Regions from separate parts of the Homo sapiens genome. Here region 1 is linked to region 2. Evidence: read pairs that join two places in POLR2A ChIA-PET (ENCODE). Cell type or tissue: endothelial cell of umbilical vein. All regions are shown on one strand. Each heading gives the region's core, and the rest is flanking DNA. Links, peaks and the distances in the headings are about the cores only. Region 1 has its middle 25 kb from the start of BTBD3-AS1. Region 2 has its middle 170 kb from the start of BTBD3-AS1.

Region 1 (5,385 bases), core at 304-5,303, 150 kb after region 2:
GAAAACATGTATCCCAAAGTCCTTTGTGAACCTACACATTTTCAAATACTACTGAAGCTATAATTACCAAACTGGATGGGGAGGGTGTAAGCTCCATGCCCCCCAGAGAGTTTTCTTGGAATCTTGAAGAACTGTGAACTGTACAGTTTAAGAAAGTGTATTCAACACACCAGTAGTACTTGTAATAAAAGTCTTAGAACACAGAGGTCAGCAAAAACCTTAACTGGTGGGAATAGGGAGAAAACAAACTGAGATAGCAGTTTAGAAGATATAAGTTAAAAAAAGAAAAGTTTGAGGAACTGTCTACTGAAACATGTAATTTTTCCCATAACAGACAGTAAATTATAACTGAAAATTGTAAGTGACGCTTTCAGACTCTTGAATATTCCATAAGTATAGGACTAAAGTCACAGATATGAACTTCTGTTGAATAAGGTATTTCACTCTGTAATTTATGTGAAACTTTGACTTTCTTAAAAAGAACTGCCTCCTACATATCTTTCATTCTCTTCACTTTCATTGACATTCCAGCAGCCAAATTTCTTGGGGGAGGAGCCATTTTAAGGGGGAAGCAAAGCTATTGTTTTGTTGAATTGCAGTATTATTTATTTCTGTTTTCTATTGTTTAAAATTTTATGGTATGTGTTTTTCTTCTTCTTTTTTTTTTTTTTTTTTTTTTTTTGTTTTATTTCCATAGGTTTTTTGGGAACAGGTGGTGTCTGGTTACATAAGTAAGTTCTTTAATGGTAACTTGAGATTTTTGTGCACCCATCACCTGAGCAATATACACCACATCCAATTTGTAGTCTTTTGAGTTGCAATATTATTTAGATGTCTCTATGTTCCAAGGAGAAAACTCCAAACACACAGGCATAAGTAATACCAGAATTTACTAGATTAAGCATCTGCAAAGTCCAGGGCTTGATCCAGATGTCATGAGGGTTGTGACATTTTTCTTCTGTGATTATTTTGTTCTGTCCTTCCCTGTACATTTGCCTTGTTTTCAGGCTGTCTTCCCTCTTGGTATCAAGAAGGCAGTCAGCAGTTCTGAGGAATTCCATCCACTTCCTTGTTCATATCCAAAAGTGAGACAGAGTTAGTCCTGGTCTATGCATTTCACTCTGACTCTGATAAACTAATTGCAAAAATGGCTCCAACATTCCACCCCTCCCTGAAACCATGTCCTTTGCCATGTGAACTTGTGGTTCCTCTCACCATGAAGCAGGGTCTATTTTTCCACCTCTTGAATCTGGGATGCCCTCACGACTTGCTTTGGCCAATAGAATATGTTGGAAATGACAACATACTAGTTCGGAGCTTAGGCCTCAAGAGAATTGCACATTTCCGCTCTGTCTTAGAGTTTTTCCTTCACCATAAGCACAAGCCTTAGCTACCCTGATGTGGAATGAGAGACTACACGGAGCAGAGATAAGCCACCTCAGCTGGGCCTAACCCAGGCCAACCTGTAGACAGCCAACCTCAAAACACACGAGGGCCCAGCCTGGGAGAACAGAGCTACTTTCTGATCCGCAGCTGACCACAGATATCTAGGTAAGCCCAACTGAGATCAGAAGAACCACACAGCTGACTTACAGAGTCATGAGTTGTAACAAATGTTTATTGTTTAAAGCAACTGAGTTTTGGAGTGGTTTGTTACACAGCAATATCTAACCAATACATAGGTCCTTTAAGGCTGCTTTGATTGCATTATTTTTAAGTCACTGGCTCACTTCTAAACCAAATGCTTGGACCTAGTCCAATCAATGCCCACTTGAGCTGTAATGGGGAAGTGGAAGGAGAAACTTGAATGAATATCAAGAATTATTAAGAGGATGGGAGAAAACTGGGGATGGTGCAATCACTGTGGACAAATGGCCTGTCCACTACTATCACTTCATAAGAGTTCCTAGGTGAAGGATGATGGAATAATATGAGAATGACAGAGTAGCCACACTGGATTAAGTGACTCCTACCCAAAGCCAGCTTCACAGCACATTCAGATTAAATATCCTGTCTCAACAAAAGTACAAACTACCGACTACCCTGAAATTTCAGGTTGCTTGAAAATTCTTGAAACCACAAGGTCAAATCTACCGACATCAATGTTTTAAGTACTAACGGTTTCTCACATTCCATATAAAAAATATTGAGGCCAAATCCCACGCTTTCTAAGCTCAGAAAGCCTTCAAAAAAGAGAGCCGCCTGTACTAAGTAGGGCATGTTTTCCCATGAGGATCCAGCGTAGGCATTTAAGGCCCATAACTCACACATATTTTTTTTTTTCTGGATGCTCTCTGTAACAAGGGATTCCTCTTGCAATACATATCAATGTAATGAAACCACTTGGTAACTCTGCTTGGAAACACCATCGAGTGTTGTTTCAATATGTTTTTTAACATTTATGTTCCAATTTTCTTTAAAGCAACTGGGACAGGATTGAAAACATCCTAGAAAAAAAAGAAAAAGAAACAGAAAAAGAAAGTATGTGCATTAGAAGTGTGCTAACCTAACAGGTATAAATAGTGTAAAAGAATCATCCAGGCTGGGTGTGGTGGCTCACGTCTGTAATTCCAGCACTTTGGGAGGCTGAGGCGGGAGGATCACAAGGTCAGGAGATCGAGACCATCCTAGCCAACATGGTGAAACCCCATCTCTACTAAAAGTACAAAAATTAGCTGGGCGTGATGGCACGTGCCTATAATCCCAGTTACTCAGGAGGCTGAGGCAGGAGAATTGCTTGAACTAGGGAGTCAGAGGTTGCTGTGAGCTGAGATCATGCCACTGCACTTCAGCCTGGCAATACAGTGAGACTCCGTCAAAAAAAAAAAAAAAAAAAAAAGAAGAAGAAGAAGAATCATCCAATACAAAATAGTAATAGAAGCTGGACTTCAAAGGGCAAATAGCTACCATTAAGAGAAAGGAAACAGCATTACCTTCCAATGGGGAAGAGATGCTTCTTGCAGCAAACATCTCATGCATTGCATTTCCTTTTTTGAATCTCCCTTCTGATCTTGGAAGAAAAAGCACTACAGAATGTGCGTGCTGGGAGAAGTGATCTGCAGTCCTGAAACAATTTAATAGCATTTTAAAAATAGTATTTGTAAGTAGTCAGGTTTTATTACTAGACAGCATATCAAAGCTTAGGGGAAGCCTCTGGTAACTGATAAAAGAAGGCAACTCCAAGGAATTTTCCCATCAAAACTGACCAGACAGATTGGACAAGATTTAACATCAAATACTATGTATAAATTTAAGGACTCATCCATAAAAACTAAGGAAAACTGGATTATATTAAACAGCTGTGAAAAACAGGAACACGTGAATAAAGGTTTTGGTATCTTAACATTTTCCTATAATTTCACATTTATTTAAGGAGATCTTAGTACGCTGTTGGTACATTCATAGTATTTATGGCCCCAGTTGACCAAATCTGCCTATATCCATGCACTTAAGTATCACGCTACCAGGCAACTCTGCTTGACCATGCGATTCCCTTTGGCCAATGAGGCAGAAGCAAATTTGACAAAAGAAGAGGCTTGAAAAGTGCTTGTTTGTTTTCTCCTTCTTTCCTGGGTTCCTGTCACCATGATGTTTGCAAGCTCAGGCTAGCTTGTTGTAGCCACATGGAGCAGAATGAAATCATCCCGCCCTAGAATGGGTGCATCCATAGAATCTGTGAGAAGGCAAATCCTTAAAATCTTTAAAGGGCCTTTTTTCTGACCTCATTTCTGGTATCAAAATCTGTAATAGTTATTTCTTGCTGCATAATAAATTGCCCTAAAATGTAAGGGCTTAGAAAATAACAAACATTCAGAAATCTGGGTGGATCTTAGCAGGGTGGTTCTGCTTTGGGGTCTCTCAGGAAGTCGAAGTCAAGATGTTGGCTGAAGCTGCAGTCAGCTGAAGGCTGCCTGGGGCTGAGTATCTACTTCCAGGAGAGCTTGCTTTCAGGACTGACATTAGGAGACCTCAGGTCCTTGCTGGCTGTTAGCAGAGGCCTCCATTCCATACCACTTGGATCTCTCTATAGGATGGCTTGTGCATCGAGTGGCTTCACAACATGACCACTGGCTCCCCATAGAGCAAGTTATCCAACAAAGCAACTCAGAAGCTATAATGTCTTTTATGACCTAGTCACTAAAGTCACACACCACTATTTGTGCAATATTTTATTGGTTTCATAGGTCAGTCCATTCAGTGTGCAGGAAATCATACTGGTTTGAATACCAGAACATGAAAATTACTGGAGGCCATCGTAGGGGCTGCTTGATGATTTTGTAAATTTAGACTTTCAAGGATAGTGCTCCAAGAGCTGTATGTTTCCTTCTTGATAACACTCTTGCATTACCTGAATATCTCTTAGGCCTTACCAGCATGCAGCTCCCAGAGGATGCTACTTCAACAGTTTGTTCTAAAGTCCACGGACTCATTGGCTACCACAGCCAAATGGCAGGATTCAGCTCACGCCTGTCCTGTATCTCTCTAGCAGGCACCAGGGTTGGCAGGGGTTGGTCTTACCTTGTCTCACACTCAGTTCTTTCTAACTTCTGCTTTATTACAGTTGCCTCTCTTCCCTCATTGGTTCATACAACTATATCTACACAAACCTATCCTGGTCACTTATTCTCTCTGACGTCACTGATGTTGCTGCCACCGCCATCTGAACTCCCATCCCCAGATGCCCTAGGTACCCTTGTGTTGAAGAGGCTTATACTGGGTCATGCTTTCAGAACCACAGGCCCCTCCTTGAGCTCTGGTGCCCACCTCTCAGGCTGAAAGGAGCTCTCTTTCTCTTCACATGCATGTATGCCTGTGTGCCTGTATACATTCTTGTGTGTAGAGAAAGCTGCTTGGTTCCTGAGTGAAACGTATTTCCCTATTTTAGTCTACCTCTCTCTCTTTACTACGGTACAGGAGAACTCCACCAGTTGGAGCTCTGAGACTAAATCTAAGACTTCTGCTGTCCTCTTCCAGCCCAGCTACTGATTATGACCAATAACCTTCCTTATTTATCATGATTTTCCCTCTCTTGACCCCATGACATTTTCTGCAATCTACCTTCCACTGCCCCATCTTTCAAGTCTATCAGATGTGTCTTTCTATGTCTGAACTTTGTGTTCATAAATTCTTATTCTCTTTCTGGTGCAAGTAAATTTACCTATTTGATAAACAGATATTAATAATACTGAACATCTTCATTATAATCTTTCATAAAAGCAACTATTTAAAGACAACTTAGTTTGGGGGTGATTTGTTACATAGCAATAACTAACTCATATACAGCTCTTCTAAGAGCATATTTACATGCTGATTTTTTATTTTATTGTCCTTTTTAGTGTTCAATTATTTCATGTTTATGGGACGTTTTGTTTAAAGACTTATTTT
Region 2 (5,385 bases), core at 305-5,304:
AATTTTGCCTGAAATCATATCCTTCCTTGGTCCTTCTTCTTCCTTGAGCTGCTATTTCTGTAACCTCACTGGTTTCGAGGTTAACCTTGAAAGTTTAAATAAACCACATAGTTTAAATAAACCACCTTCACTCCAATCCTCATTGCAGGATATGCTTCTGGAAGCAGCCCCAGGATGTCCTCCACACCAACATGAGTCATACAAAATCCATCAGGGTCCAGGTGTGGTGACTTATGCCTGTAATCCCAGCACTTTGGGAGGCTGAGGCAGGTGGATCACCTGACGTCAGGATTCAAGACCAGCCTGACCAATATGGTGAAACCTCATCTCTACTAAAAATACAAAAATTAGCCGGGCATGGTGGGAGGCACCTGTAGTCCCAGCTACTAAGGAGGCTGAGGCAGGGGAATAGCTTCAACCAGGGAGGCAGAGGTTGCAGTGAGCCGAGACTGTGCCACTGCACTCCAGCCTGGGCAACAGAGTGAGTCTCCATCTCAAAAAAAAAAAAAAAAAAAAAAACACACAGAAAGAAAACCTGCCAGGCATGTAATGTGCCTTGTCCTGGCATTCTTGAGTGGTGACAGAGTCATGGGAAGAAACACAGATGTTGATGGGCTGTGGTCCTGGATTTTCCACAATGTGATTGTTTAACCCTAGACAAAGTCGCAGCTCTGGGCTTCGGTGCCTCATTTATAAAATGGGGAAATGGGGACTGTGGCGATCTCAGGGAACTTTTCCTAATCTAAAATAATATACTACACGTACGCATGTGTATGAATGAGGTATTAATACATATTCACATACGCTACAAGGCTCTAGAAAGATAGCAATGTTATAACCTATAGAGCTGTTGGTGAAGACTTTTCTAGGAAGTGGTTTTTGCTTGATTACTGCTATGAAAGAAATGCAGAACTGGTTAAGGACAAAGGCAATGATCAGAGGTCAGGAGTTAGAAGGGTTGTGGTGCAATTGTGGTGGTTCCACCTTAGAGCTGAGTATGACTGAAAGGCGGACAACTCAATTAATGAAGGAAGAGGACGAGGACCCAAGTGAGAACACACTTTAAAAATGTCTGTTTTCTACATTTTTCTACAAGTAGAATCTGGGAGAAATCATAAGAAAAAAGGCCGATCACAATGTTAATGAGTCCCTGCGCTTGAACTACTAATTCTGGCTGCTCCATAGCTAGAAAGCATCTTTTTATTTTTTAACTATCATTTTTTTAAAAAATTAGCTAGATATGTTTTTAACTGACATATAGTAATTGTACCTATTTATGAGGTACATAGTGATGTTTACATACATGTAAGATCCAGTGATCAGATCAGGGTAATTAGCATATCTATCCATCATATCAAACATTTATCATATCTTTGTGACAGGAACATTCAATATCCTCCTTTAAGCTATTTTGAAAATATATATTATTGTTAACTATAATCATCCTAAAATGGTATAAACACTGAAACTTAACCCTCCTATCTAGCTGTAATTTTGTATCATTTAACAAATCTCTCCCAATCTCTCTCTCCCATCCACTTCTCCTTGCCCTTTCTTTCCCAGTCTCTAGTATCTTTTAAAGCTGAAAAAGGGGAAAAACTGAGAAGAAGTAAAAAGAAACTCAACCTTATACTATGCAGAGGATATAACTCTTCATATAACAGATGCTTAGAAAGTATTATTTAACATTACCTTAACAACCATTACAGTTATAAAATAGATATATATAATTAGCTGTACAATATCAGTGACAGAGTCTGGTCAATAGTCAGTTGCAGATTTCCAATTCTTTGACATGGAGAAAATAAATTTCAAAGGGATGCAGTGAGGTTATAGAGCAGAAAAATAGTTGGCACAGGAAGCAACATAGCATATAATGCTTTAGCATTGAGCAGATGGGTTTGAGCCTCAGCTCCCATCCCTTGCTAGCCGTGTGACCTCAGACAAGTTATCCAACTTCAAATCTGGTTTCCTCAAATGTAAGATGAGACATTGCCCATACTTCACGTAATTGTAAAAAGATAAGCACTATTTCCTGTTTTATAATATATGTGCCCAATCAAGATCAATTCTTTTTGTCCACATTTTCCAGCCAAACTTTCTGGAATACATGTATCAACAAGCACCCCATCTGGCATTTACTGAGCTTCTTCTCCCTTCTTCTGCCTTTTCTCTTCTTATCCTATGGCTGGCTCTGTCCTCACTACTCACCTGGTGACCCCCAACTCCTTGAGAAACTACCAATTTTGCTAAGTTGTCTTTTTAAGTTTATTATCTGCACTTTTCCTTAGAGCATATTCTGGCATTCACTCCTCGCTGAACACATGGTGGTCACTCAACACTGCCACTCTGCAGTCTCAGGGACTCAGCCAGGCATACCCACGTTGGAGAGGGGTGCCTGGCATCTATTTCCCAGCCCCTCCATTTACTTCACTTCAAGTGAAAATCATAATATAGGTCTTTTTTCTTGTGCTTCTTGCAAGTTTCTTTGTATAATTTCAACTTGGATTAAAACACAGACACACACATCTTTATATCCCCAGGCATTTTGTGTCCTTATCTAAAATTAGTGCAGTTGCTGCTATGCTATTTTAGGAAATACAGGCTATCCCTCACTCTTTACATCCACTAGCTTAGCCAGCTGAGTAGCCCTGTGCAGCATGGGGTATACGGATATGGTACCAAATCCTGAAACCACCAAGATGCTCCTTCTGTTCCAGTTGACCAACATAGCAAATGTGTGATTGGGTGGGTGCAAGAGCCAGTAGAAAAGACAAACATGACGTGGATGTGAAGATATAGATGAGACATTAAGAAGAGGGCGTCTTAGGTCTGGTTCCTTAAAAGCAGAGCCTGAGATGGGGATGCTTGGCAAGTAATGGAGTGCTCTCAGGAGGGACTGCTGTGGAGGGAGAAAAGCAGAATAGGACAAATCTAGGCTCATCCTGGTCCCACAGGAAGTTTTAAAGTGTGAATGGCACCAGGATCAGTCTGTCATTGTTTGAAAGCTGCCTCAAGAAAAGGGCACAACCTGTAGACATTTGCAGCAGCTCCCGGAAGCCTAAGGCAATTGCCTTAGAGAAGGAGGAAGCTGTGAGTCAACACCCAACACACAGCAGCTTGGAGGAGACAGGGCTCCATCCTGGTTAAGGGGATTTGTACAGGATACCACTCCTGGTATGAAAAATAACAGGCACATTAGAGAAATAAAAAAAAAAGCTATAGAATGCTTAGAATTCAGGGATTATATCTTATACATTTGTTCAACTTTCCACCAATAATATTGATTCTTAGGTGAAACAGGTGCTCAATAAATGATTAAACTAAATAGAAACTTTCGCGATATAAAGTGAGCTGGAGAAAAAATGGTTGTTAATTTAAAAACGGGATCATCTGAGTTAATACTACATGGAGATTTTGACTTCCACAGCAATGGAAAAGTATACTTTGTCAACTGGTAGAATTCTGTCTTGTTTCACCTTCTTTATCCACCAGCAGTAGGTATACTATGTGGTAAGAAAGAAAGGTTTTGGACTTGGTATAAAAAAGAAGAGAGCTATAATCTCATCTTGGTTACCTACTAGTTTTATCTCTGTGGATTAGACTCAAATGAACAGAGTCTCAGTTAATTCAACTTAAAAATAAATATTGTAATAACTGTGCCACCTAACTCATCGTGTTCTTGTAAGGTTCAAGTGAGCTAATGCAGCACTGGAATACCTGTATCTCTCTCTCTCTGGTTTTTTTTTTTTTTTTTTTTTTTTTGAGATGTAGTTTCACTCTCATCGCCTAGGCTGGTGTGCAGTGGTGCGATCTCGGCTCACTGCAACCTCTGCCTCCTAGGTTCAAGCGATTCTCCTGTCTCAGCCTCCTGAGTAGCCGGGACTACAGGCACATGCCTCCACGCCCAGCTAATTTTTGTATTTTTAGTAGAGATGGGGTTTCACCATGTTGGTCAGGATGGTCTCCAACTCCTGACCTCAAGTGATCTGCCAGCTTCGGCCTCCCAAAGTGGTGGGGTTACAGGCTTAAGCCACCACACCCACCCAATACCTGTTTCTTTTTAACACACATGGCAGACCCCCAAGTCCTAGGGTTAGGGGAAGGAGTGACTGTATTGACGTGGTAAGAAAGCTATATAAGGCATGGGATCAGCTGGCCTCATGGGTTGGCACAAGCTACTTACAAACCATAAGGATTCCCTTTCATCATTTCTGATTCCTCTTCCCATGTCAGCTTCATTCTCATGGACTTTACTGCTTTTCTTATGAGACTGGAAACATGACAGAGAAGACCTTTGAAGTTCATTAACTGAGAGGGAAGAAGTGACTCTTGGTTCTCACTAAAAGAAAAAAAAAATGCTGACTGCAACTCTCTTTTTATTGCATGGATTATAGACCCTGGGAAATGGGGTCAGTGGGGCACAGTGTTTAGCAGCCACTCTATGACTTTCATCTGAAGTCAGGAAAAAATAATTTTCCAAAGGGAGGGCTGATCCCAGGAGAAAAGAAGATTTGGTGGGGGAGACAGAAGATGGATATCTACTGGAATACTAGACATGGTATCAGAAGATATGACCTCAAGTGTCTTTTTATGTATTGTGTCCTTGAGTATATATCAATGAATCTATCCAAACACCTTATTCATCTATAAAATGGGGGTACTAGTATATATATTATGAGGATTTCTAAAGATTGAAATGGATAATTTATGGGTGAAGATGCTTTGTAAAATGTACTGTGCTTTCAAAATTATAATAAGATGTCATTATGAATTGTGCGCTAAATACAGAGCACTTCTCAGGCATATATGCATTTTAGACTAGTTTTTTAAATGGTGGGAAAAAAACGAAAATGTTTAATGGCTGCCTTTTCAAAGCTTGCAGCCAAATCTACCACACCATAAAAACATTAAAAATATGCACTCTAAGGAAACAGCCTTGGCTGAAGGTGGCACTATCTTCAATTCGTTGCCTCTTCAGAACAGTAGTTCTCGGTAGGGAGTGACACGAGGTACTGTTTAGTGAGGTGTCAGTTCTGTAGAGTTTTCTCCTTTCTTTCTCAGAAATCGAAAGTGATCCCCACATAAAGCATTTGCAGCTGTATTGGGAAATGAGCTAGTCACGCCTCAGCAATTTATGGCCAATTTTCCATTAATAAGAGAGAATCGAGTGTGGTTCAATCACTTTACAATCCAAACACTCATTCTTAAGAATGGGGGAGAGACAGTACAATAGTTTCGTTCTGTTTCTGAAAGAGCATTAATTCAATATTGTGTATCTTTGAAGAAAAACATTTAGATGGCTCTAAGTGGTAGGAAGGTAAGTTTTACAGGAAAATATTTTGAAAGCCACGCATTAGAAATACCACTTGCCATGAATTAGAA

Evidence for each region. ChIA-PET counts read pairs that join two places held together with the same protein. Peaks named below come from ENCODE experiments on the same cell type or tissue, not always from the same donor. Only the 100,000 strongest peaks of a DNase experiment are listed, where the experiment ranks them.
Region 1: POLR2A ChIA-PET joins it to region 2 with 8 read pairs; 2 of 35 experiments call an interaction of 5 or more read pairs at or near these places.

Annotation. Positions count from the first base shown.
Region 1 is chr20:11,940,838-11,946,222 of GRCh38, reverse strand. No RefSeq gene overlaps it. Among named protein-coding and RNA genes, the nearest start is that of BTBD3-AS1, 25 kb to the right of the region's middle. In endothelial cell of umbilical vein, for the core only: no CTCF peak of the experiment used is centred there; no DNase peak of the experiment used is centred there.
Region 2 is chr20:12,088,803-12,094,187 of GRCh38, reverse strand. No RefSeq gene overlaps it. Among named protein-coding and RNA genes, the nearest start is that of BTBD3-AS1, 170 kb to the right of the region's middle. In endothelial cell of umbilical vein, for the core only: no CTCF peak of the experiment used is centred there; a DNase peak (open chromatin) is centred at 3,027.